Regions from separate parts of the Homo sapiens genome. Here region 2 is linked to region 1. The links are chromatin contacts, found by Hi-C or POLR2A ChIA-PET in ENCODE. All regions are on one chromosome and are shown on one strand. Each heading gives the region's core, a stretch centred on a gene start or an enhancer-like site at or near the end of the contact. The rest is flanking DNA. Distances are from core to core; before and after follow the strand shown. Region 1 overlaps QTMAN (queuosine-tRNA mannosyltransferase). Region 2 overlaps ZEB2 (zinc finger E-box binding homeobox 2).

Region 1 (4,848 bases), core at 614-3,113:
GAATTAAAAGTAACGGTGAATACTTATTTAAATCAAATATCAGTTAGCGTATATTATGAATGGAATCTCAAAAAGACATTTGTAACATCTTACGTAGATTTATATAGGCTTTAAGAAATGGAAACTTGGGGGCCGAGTGCAGTGGCTCCTGCCTGTGATCCCAGCACTTGGGGAGGCTGAGGCGGGCAGATCACCTGAGGTCAGGAGATCGGGACCACCCTGGCCAACATGATGAAACCTCATCTCTACAAAAATACAAAAATTAGGTGGGCATGATGGCAGGTGCCTGTAATCCCAGCTACTCGGGAGGCTGGGGCAGAAGGATCGCTTGAACCTGGGAGGTGGAGGTTGCAGTGAGCCGAGATCGTGCCATTGCACTCCAGCCTGGGTGACAGAGCGAGAGTCAAAAAACAAAAAAAAATGGAAATTTGGGGCCATTAGAAAGGAATGTTTACTTAATAATTATAACATAGCAATGTTATTTAACTGCTCTTTTTAGTAATATGTAATTTATTCACACAAAGGATACCTTGGTTTGCCTGTATTTTTTGGTCAGTTTAGGCTGTTATAACAAATACATCCTCAACTGGGTGGTTTAAACAACAGATATTTATTTCTTACAGTTCTGGAGACTGGGAAATCCAAGATCAAAGTGCTAGCAGATCCTTTGTCTGGTGAGGGCTTGCTTCCTGGTTAGCAGATGGCCACCTTCTCATTGTATTGCCACATAGAGAGCAGAGAGGAAGGAAATTCTTTGGCATCTTTTATAAGGGCACTAGCCCCATTCATGAGGGCTCCTCCCTCAAATCTTAAATACTCCTGCCTTAGTCTATTGTGCATTGCTATAAGGGAATACCTGAGCCTGGGTAATTTAGAAAGAAATGAGGTTTATTTGGCCCACGGTTCTGCAGGCTGTACAAGAAACATGGCACCAGCATCTGCTTCTGGTGAGGGCTTCAGGGAACTACCATTCATGGCAGAAGAAAGGGAGCAGGCATTAGAGGGAGGAAGAGAGAAGGGAGGAAACCATTAGGCTGTTTGTAACAATCAGTTCTTGTGGGGAATTTATAGAATGAGAACTCACTCATTACCATGAGAATGGCCACCCCCAAGCCATTCATGAGGGATCTGATTTCCTGATCCAAACTCCTCCCATCAGGCCCCACCTGCAACACCTCCAATACTACCAATATTGGAAATCAAATTTCAACATGATGTTTAGAGGGAACTAATATTCAAACTGTATCACCTCCCATTGGCCCCACCTTCAAATACCATCACACTGGGGATAAGGCTTTAACATAGGAATTTTGGGAGACAGAAACACTCAGTCCATAGCACTACAGTTGTTATTAAGTATAATGTATTGAAATACCTATTTAGAGCATGTGAATGAATTGTAATCAAAAGTTTAGATCGCTATTAGGGCTAACTCACCTCTCTCTCTTTTTGTCTTTCAGTTGCAGGAAAATTTTCATCTGTTTTACTACTTAAATATAACTTTCAGGAGATTTTTAAAAACCTAAGTCCTATTTCTCCTGTGGAAGTGTTAAAAATCCTAAGAAGCTTTCTTGAGATAAAGTTTGTCCCCTTTCAATTATTAAATGTGCTTTTCTCTTATCTGTGAATTTCACCTTCAGTTTACTGGCAACTGCTTTTTTGTGTTAGGATCATAGAATTATGATTAACTCCTTGCAATCTGGCTTTTGTCCCACCTCTGTACTGGAACTGCACTCGTGAAGGTCACTGGTGACCACATCTAGCCAAATGTAGAGGGTTATTTTTCTCAGTTCTCAATCTCCTTGACATGCTAATGTCACATGACCTTGGCTTTTCAGCTACATGAGCACTTTCCTTTGAAGTCTCTGCTGCCTACTCTTCTTCCTGTAATACCTGTCTCTGAGGTGTTAGGGTGGGTTTGTACTTTTCCTTTGCTAGGCGTTTACTTATTCCATTTTGAATCTTATAATAACTTTAGTTCTTCTTGTTTAGCATTTGTATCACAGATAAATCATAATTCTCACACTCTGATGGGTATTGCCGGTGATTCTCAGAGTTCTATTTCACATCATTGCCTATCACCTAAACTCTAGTCCTGCACTTTCATCTTAGAATAGATCCCAAATCATCTCCTTCAGATTATTTTTTTTTCCTCTAAATATCTGCATTTCTTTTAAAGAAGCATTCTCTTAATACCTTGACATTTTTAGTGTGGTGTCCTTTATGCTGTGTCCCTTACCTTCCAATACCTCTAATGTCCTTGAGCCTTTCCTGAAAATGTTTCCTAAAATTGCCCCATGTTCTTCATTTCTTTCTTTTCCCCAAAGTACTTTATAGTTTGTGAAACACTTACAAATGTATTTTTTTCTTGATTTAAAATAACCCATACAACAAATTTGTGAAGTAGGAAGGTCAGAGTTTATTAAATAAGTCTGCAGATGGGGACATATGTACCGAAAGTAGTAGTGACTTGCCTGAGTTATCATTGCTGGTTAAGGGTAAAGCCATTACTAAGGCCAAGGTAAAGTGAATTTAAGATTATACCTGTGCCCAAAGCAAGTGACTGTTGCAGTTTCCTCTTAAGAGATGTTTCAACTTCCAGTCCTCCTTTAATTCACTTTACTTACATTGCTAGATTAATGTTTGTAAAACCAATCACAGTAGCAGCTACTATCGATTGGTACAATGTCTCAGTCACTGATCTAGATATCATCTAATCTTCAAAACTACCATGCAAAGTAGATATTGTTGTATCTATAGGTAAAGAAAATTTTATGGATAAGGAAATTGAGGCTTACAGAAGTTAAATAACTTGCTAGTCATTAAGTGTGATGGGGCTGTGGGGTAGTGATTTCCACCCTGGCTCCCAAGCTCTGATTCTTTTTTACAACCACTTTTTGCCATTTTTCAAATTCTGGATGTTACCCCTCTTTCTAAGAACTTACTATTTCTTCATTTTGCTACTTAATCCTATTTACACCCCTTTATTAACCTTCTAGTATCTTCAGTAATTTGTTCATAAGTTTCCTTTCCATCATTTTCTCCAGTAACCCTCCACAGTGAACTCTGCTCTTGACCTTGTTCTCTTCTCACAATGACCTCATCTAGTCCTACTTTCTCACTTTCTTAGCTGGTTATTTTCTCCCTTTATAGAATTATTTCACCTCAAATTCTTTACGTATTCCAGCTCTTTACCTTCTACTTCTCAACTCTTAGTGAGCACTTAGAGCATACAGGGTGCCATGGTAGGAGCTGTGAATATAGATGAATGTGTGGGCCTTGTTGGAGAGGTGAGCAGTTGATGGAAGGAGTCAAACTGGATTCTCCACTCTGATTTGAGAGTGCTGGCAGAGGGTGGTGTGCCTAGGTTGCTAGGGATGTGATTAATTTTACCTGAGTAACTGAGGAAGATGTGAGTAAGAATGGACATTTGAGCTGTAACCTTAAAGGAAGAGGAGGAGGTCCTCAGTTAGAGAAGGGGTGGGAGGAGGGCATTCTTATTTTTTTATTTTTATTTTTTTGTTGAGACGGAGTCTCGCCCTGTTGCCAGGCTGGAGTGCAATGGTGTGATCTCGGCTCACTGCAACCTCCGCCTCCCGGGTTCAAGGGATTCTCTTGCTCAGCCTCCCGAGTAGCTGGAATTACAGGTGCGTGCCACCACCCCCGGCTAATTTTTTGTATTTTTATTAGAGACAGAGTTTCACCGTATTAGCGAGGATGGTCTCAATCTCCTGACCTCGTGATCTGCCCCCCTCAGCCTCCCAAAGTGCTGGGATTACAGGTGTGAGCCACCGCGCCTGACCGAGGGTATTCTTGAAAGAGGAAATATTGTATGAATACAGGAATGAAGTTACAGATATGTTTCCCATATTTTGTAATGTGAATGTTAAAGGCATTTGTTGCAAGGCCATGCAAAGTGGTGTATTGCTGCCAACAGGCCTCAAGTGACTGGACTTCCCTTGGTTGAATCATCCCAGTTCAAGGTCTGGTCTTTGACCTTATACTTTCAGACACCTGATTTGCTGAGCCCACTGGGAGTGGGTCTGTCTTAGGAGTGGGCTTGCATTAACCAAGATCTTGGAAACTGATACATGGATATCTATATATTTATATATGTTTGTCAGTGTGTCAGTTTATTAATTTCCAATGAGAAATACAACTGTCAAGTAGATTGGATTGCTTATCTTGACAAATCAGTACACTGCCTCCCTGTCTTCCTGTAGACAGGATTCTTGGGAAGCCAAGTTATTAATATGGAGGTCAATTGATTGAGAAATACAGCTGTCAAGTTTACCCAGCATTTCTGACCATTGCGCTCCTTCTCTCCTGGCAAGATACATGGGAAGTCACATTACTGGAAGACCACATTTGGAGCATGGAAAGAGATCCAGGAAGGATATTTGTTTTAAGAAGTATCTCTCACCTGAGTTAGCTTGAGGCAGTCTTACCCACTATAGGAATATCTTTGCCAAGGAAACCGTTATTGGAGTCAAGTCAGCCACCACTTTCCCTCTCATGGTAGCTTAGCTTGACCTTGTCAGCATTTGCCTAGGTGACTTCTTGGATTTCGTTCCTGACTAGCCTCACCCGTATTTCCCATAGCTTCTGGATGGGTGCATTCTCCTTTTAGATATGTTTAAATATTCTGTCAAGTTACAGGGAAGTCTCAAGAGCTAAGGAAGCAGGGGAATTTTCGTATCTCTGTTTTGATCCATGTGGTTTTAATTTTAAGTCACATTTCCTTATTTTCAGTTACTTGGGACCAAAATCAGGGCATGATAAATAGCCCCCTGAAAATATGAGATTTGGTGGTGGTGGGATGTGGGAAATAGGCTAGAAAGGAAAGTT
Region 2 (4,901 bases), core at 110-2,609, 160 kb before region 1:
TGACCCTATATGGTGAGACATGACTTCATTGCTTGTTTAGATTGTTCTGATATTTGGGACTCCTCAAGGGCTGTTCATAAATCATTTATCTCTCTTTTTTTTCCACAAGAAAATATTTCAATTGTATTGCTGCAGGAACACTCACGTGTCACACGGGATATTGTGGTCCATGCAGAAAAAGACCTTAAAAGGCATGGGTTTTTTTTTTTTTTTTTCCAGGATAAAGGCCTTTTAATGCCTGTCCAGCCTTAGATAATTTTATTCACTCCTTCTGGACCTTTCTTTATTCCTCCTGTGCCCAGAGATCAGTTTTTAGGAGGTGGGTTGAAAGCTTCCCAGGCCTTAGGAGCTTTTGTTGTAGCCCCCCCATTCCCACTCCCCCCTACCCCCAGCATTCTGAAAATTTGTAAAGAATCTTCTGCTTGTTGCTAAGAAATAGTTAAATCTCAGTCACCAGGAAAAAAAAAAAGAAGCACATTATTGATTGTACTAAGGTATATCTGGACCACACAGCTAGAGCAGAGATGTTAGAATATCTCTCTTTTTGTAGATCTGAGGGCATTACCCAGCCTGAACTTGCCTAAGCCCTTGTGGTCACACCTCTTGAAAAGGTTTTGTTTCCCCCGTCAATTGGTATTCAAACCAGGTCAGCAGATTCTGTTTGCCCGGCTCCGCTGCCGTTTTCATTTTAATTTGCACCTGTTGTGCAGTTGTTCGGAAGGCAAGTGCAGACCCGCGGATTATACAAAGATCATATTATGAGCAGATATGCACGGTGTAATCTTTTTGTCCCCAGCTTCACATGACAAAAAAAAAAAATCTCTCTCTTTTTGTTCCTTTTTTACTCCCTGGGAACCTGTCAAAGCAAACAGATATGACTGACTAAAATTTGTAACTAGACATGTTTCCAGAATTCTCCAAAAGCATTATGAACCTGACACACAATCCTTTTCATTTTTTTCCTCCTTTTCTGCCACTTTTGTATAATCCGATAGCTGGCAAGAGCCACTTGAGATAGCTCAGTTGATAACTTAGCGGAGGATTGCTTTATTAGGCGCAGAGAAATCAAAATGAACCTGAAAATTGTTTGCGCTTTTTTTTTCCACAGCCTTTTTTCCCCCTTTCTCTCTCCCTCTTGTTCCCATGATGTCATGGTTCTAACTTGTTTTTTTGTGTGTGTTTCTGGAGAGTTGGGTTAACAGTTCTTGGCAATCCTGTGTGTGCGTAACGGCTGGTGTGTTTCTCTAGCTGAGCTAATGCCCCGTGTTTATTACTCTAATCTTTCTTGTCTGGTGGTAAAGTGGACAATTTATGTACTAGCATGTAGGCCGAGAGCCTGTGAGGGCTGACTAATTCAGAAACAGCCACCTTCAATTGAGTTCACAGACCTTATTTACAGGCTGTCTATTTTAAGAAAAGCTACTGAGCATTGCTGGGACTGAGGGCTGCAAAAGCAGCCCGCCGGTTCTTGTGAGTTATTTTAACATTTGTGTTGGTCTTGCCTGTGTCACTTTGAAATCTTCTGTAATTATGACACTATGAAGACATCTCAATAGTAGTATTAATGGCCCAGAAGATATGGCTTTTCCTCATTTTCTGCTTAAAAGATTAGGATATAAATGGCCTTAGCACATGACGGTTGACATAGAAGAAAGAGTGAAAATTCAGATGGAGCAGGTTTGTGTATGTGTTTGTGTATTTGGGTAAATAGATGGACGTGTGTGTGTGTGTCTACTGTTTCTAGGGAAAAAACCACAGTTAATATAGTGAAGTCATCTCGTATTTATAGTACAACATTATATAGTAAATACTTCATGTCTCTAAGCTAATAAAATTGTCTATTGTAGATCTATTTTATAAGTTTTTGTGGAGTATCGAAAGTACATATTGCAATACGTCTCTTTACATATGCAGTATAGGCATAGTTTGTGTGTCTATGTTTCTGTTGCTTTTTAGAATTTCCCATCATTTTTAGGAAAAAATTGTTTAAAATCAGAAAGAGCACCCAGCTATAATTGAAAAAGAATAAAAATGCTAAAACCTGAAGGATATTAATTATATTTTCCTGACATGGTTGAGTAATTCAGTTATGAAAATATTAATTATTTTCCATTTAACTAAACAATTAGGGGTGGCTGATGTTTCTCAACAGAGTGTTTAGAGAGTGTGTTTTGTGCTTCTTCTGCAGTGGTGAACTATGACAATGTAGTGGACACAGGTTCTGAAACAGATGAGGAAGACAAGCTTCATATTGCTGAGGATGACGGTATTGCCAACCCTCTGGACCAGGAGACGAGTCCAGCTAGTGTGCCCAACCATGAGTCCTCCCCACACGTGAGCCAAGCTCTGTTGCCAAGAGAGGAAGAGGAAGATGAAATAAGGGAGGGTGGAGTGGAACACCCCTGGCACAACAACGAGATTCTACAAGCCTCTGTAGATGGTCCAGGTAAGTGTCTAAAATCACTTGGCCTCTTCCTGTACCATCTTCACATCTTCAACTAATCTGTTCCACCTAGCAGATCGCCCACAACCAAATAATTAAAATATTTCTTTCCATTGAGCCCTTGCAGAATAGAGATACCAAAGCTGGTGACAGATTATGAAGTGATAGTAATGTTATCACATTGCGGCAGTTACATCTTAGGAAGGGATTATATTTCAGTTTTGATGCAAGTCAAACATGAACCACACTTTCAACACATAACATGAGGTATTTGCACCACATTTACAATGTGCAAATTATGTAACATGATCAAGATCTATACTTTCATGATAGGAAATGGAAGCAAATGTAAAAACTCACAACATATATATGTATATAAAAATATTTTGTGTGGAAATTATGTAGCATTTCAAACCAAATAACTGTCAGTTTAATGTAGCTTCAGTGTCTGTCTGACACCTCCTATTGGAATTCAATCGTTTAATGATTCCCTTTTGTTAAGTGTGAATGTGATTTCACACTTTTACCTGGTCAGGTAGCTTTCTTATTATTTATCAGCTAAGTACTTGATAATGATTCCTGCTGTTTGGTGGGACTCTCAAGGGAAGTAAAAATGGTCCCAGGCCAACTATAATAAAACTAAGGTAAATTATATTCAAACTAAAACTTCCGACAACACTGTGCAAACGGGAAATGTCTTGGTCTAAAATTCACTTATGACGGAGAATCGCTAAGGTATGAAATGTTTAACAAAATACAAGAAATCTTATTCCTGTGAACTTTCTCTGCTCATCTTTACATGGTAAAGTGGCCTGGAAAATTTGTTTAAATGACCTCTCTAATTCAGACCTCATGTCACCTTCATCTCTATTCCCAGGACCCACTGAGAGTTATCATTGTTTACCCCACCTTGTTTTTTCTTTGACAACATAAGCAACAAAAGCATTTTTATAAATAGGTGAAGTGGCTGGGAAGGAGTCTACCTATATGCTGTTGTGATGTCGCAGACTATAAACCATCAAACATAGGCAGAATAATTGTTTGGTATACTGGAAGGAGGATAATAAAAGCACTTCCACTACGAAAGAAAATTAAATGTGAGATGAAAGAAAAAGAAAAAAGACTGATGGCAATTTGAGTACAGTGTATTTGTTTTTCGTTTTCCTAACATACTGTGCCAAGTTTTCTACTCTTTCCGTTTCCAATTTTGCTTTCGGTGAAGGTTTCTCGAATCTCAGCAATCCCACACATAAACATTTATCGTTATATCCATTAAGCCTTAAGGTTTTAGATTTTCAACTATGAGGGAGAACTCAGCCAAAGATGCTTGAAAGATAAATACGTTTAATTAGGGGCAGAGGATGATCATTAAAGGAAGTCTGACTGCTGCAGAAGTCATTAACAATCTTAAATGAAATTTTTATTTTTATGATAGCCATTTACATGTATAATAAGAGCCAATGATTCTTGGGAGCAGTGTGACAGAAACAGAGTGTGGCGAGAACTCATGTAAGACATACTATTTAAATGAGCTGGTGTTAGCTATTCATATTTGTTAATGAACTAGATATGCAGGGCTATAAGAATGAATGTTCTGATGCTTTAAATTTTAATATCTAGAAATCAAGGGTAAGGACCAATTACTAGAATTTCCACCCTTAGAAGAATAATTAATAACAATGTAACAAATGTACAGCCCCAAACCTCTTTTAAAAAAGTTTAATTTAAAAAATTTAATATCAATAGTTGAAAAACAGCCAAACAGCAATGTCAAGCTGTAGTAGTTTGTGATTGTGGCAGCTTTTTGTGTTGGTCATGGATCATAATTCTAAACGTTTTAATATACAGTAATCCATATGAATGCATTGCAGACCCTGTTATCACCTGTAGTTAATGGTGCCTGTGATACAAGTGAACAGGCTGTTCTTTGCTCTTACCTTTATGGTAAATAAACCAGCATTCTGGAGTCACAATAATTAAATAAAATGTAAATCCCTAATCTCATTTGGCTATTTGGACCAAGAAACTTACCCGGCTATTACCTGTCTAGTTCTAATGATTACTAATGATTTATTGTTCTTTTTTTTTATTGTTCTAAAAGTGCTCTGATGTGGTGCCTTGATGTCTAATGAAAAGAAATTGGTCTTAAAAAGCTACTCATTGTTTATCCTGACTCTGAGATAACACATTTTTCTTCTGATAAAATATTTTTCTTATTTATTGTTCAAAACACACAATATAGACAATAACTCTAATTCTGGTGCAGTTTTATTTAGTAGTGTTTTATCCCCGGTGCCTGGCTGTCTACAGTCATACCTCAGCACATAGCTTTACTCTGAGATAAGCCCTCTCTCCTTTGCTCTTTCTCCCATGCTTTCTGGAGTTTGTCTGCAGGATGCAGGTTTTGAACTGAAGAGCGCAGTGGAGTTCTTACTGTGCCTTTCCGGTTCCAGCACAA

Evidence for each region. A loop is a pair of places that touch in the nucleus more often than their neighbours do. ChIA-PET counts read pairs that join two places held with the same protein, here RNA polymerase II (POLR2A). Pooled maps may share reads with other maps.
Region 2: a pooled map shows a loop between it and region 1 (2.9-fold over the local background). The contact joins two enhancer-like sites. A Hi-C loop is called at or near these places in 1 of 37 single-sample maps with no recorded cell type and 2 of 50 pooled maps. POLR2A ChIA-PET finds 5 or more read pairs at or near these places in 4 of 52 experiments (GM12878, OCI-LY7, WTC11 and 1 more).

What each region holds. Positions count from the first base shown.
Region 1 is chr2:144,264,371-144,269,218 of GRCh38, reverse strand. The region is part of intron 1 of QTMAN (queuosine-tRNA mannosyltransferase); the gene reads left to right. Among named protein-coding and RNA genes, the nearest start is that of QTMAN, 66 kb to the left of the region's middle. RefSeq lists an enhancer at 558-1,340. Within about 2 kb of position 1,863, at least 2 of the 41 ENCODE cell types and tissues checked have a DNase peak (open chromatin) inside an H3K27ac peak, as active enhancers do.
Region 2 is chr2:144,427,314-144,432,214 of GRCh38, reverse strand. ZEB2 (zinc finger E-box binding homeobox 2) reads left to right here. Exons shown (of 10, transcript NM_014795.4): 3 at 2,189-2,446. Among named protein-coding and RNA genes, the nearest start is that of ZEB2-AS1, 90 kb to the left of the region's middle. RefSeq lists enhancers at 1-1,683, 4,759-4,901. Within about 2 kb of position 1,359, at least 16 of the 41 ENCODE cell types and tissues checked have a DNase peak (open chromatin) inside an H3K27ac peak, as active enhancers do.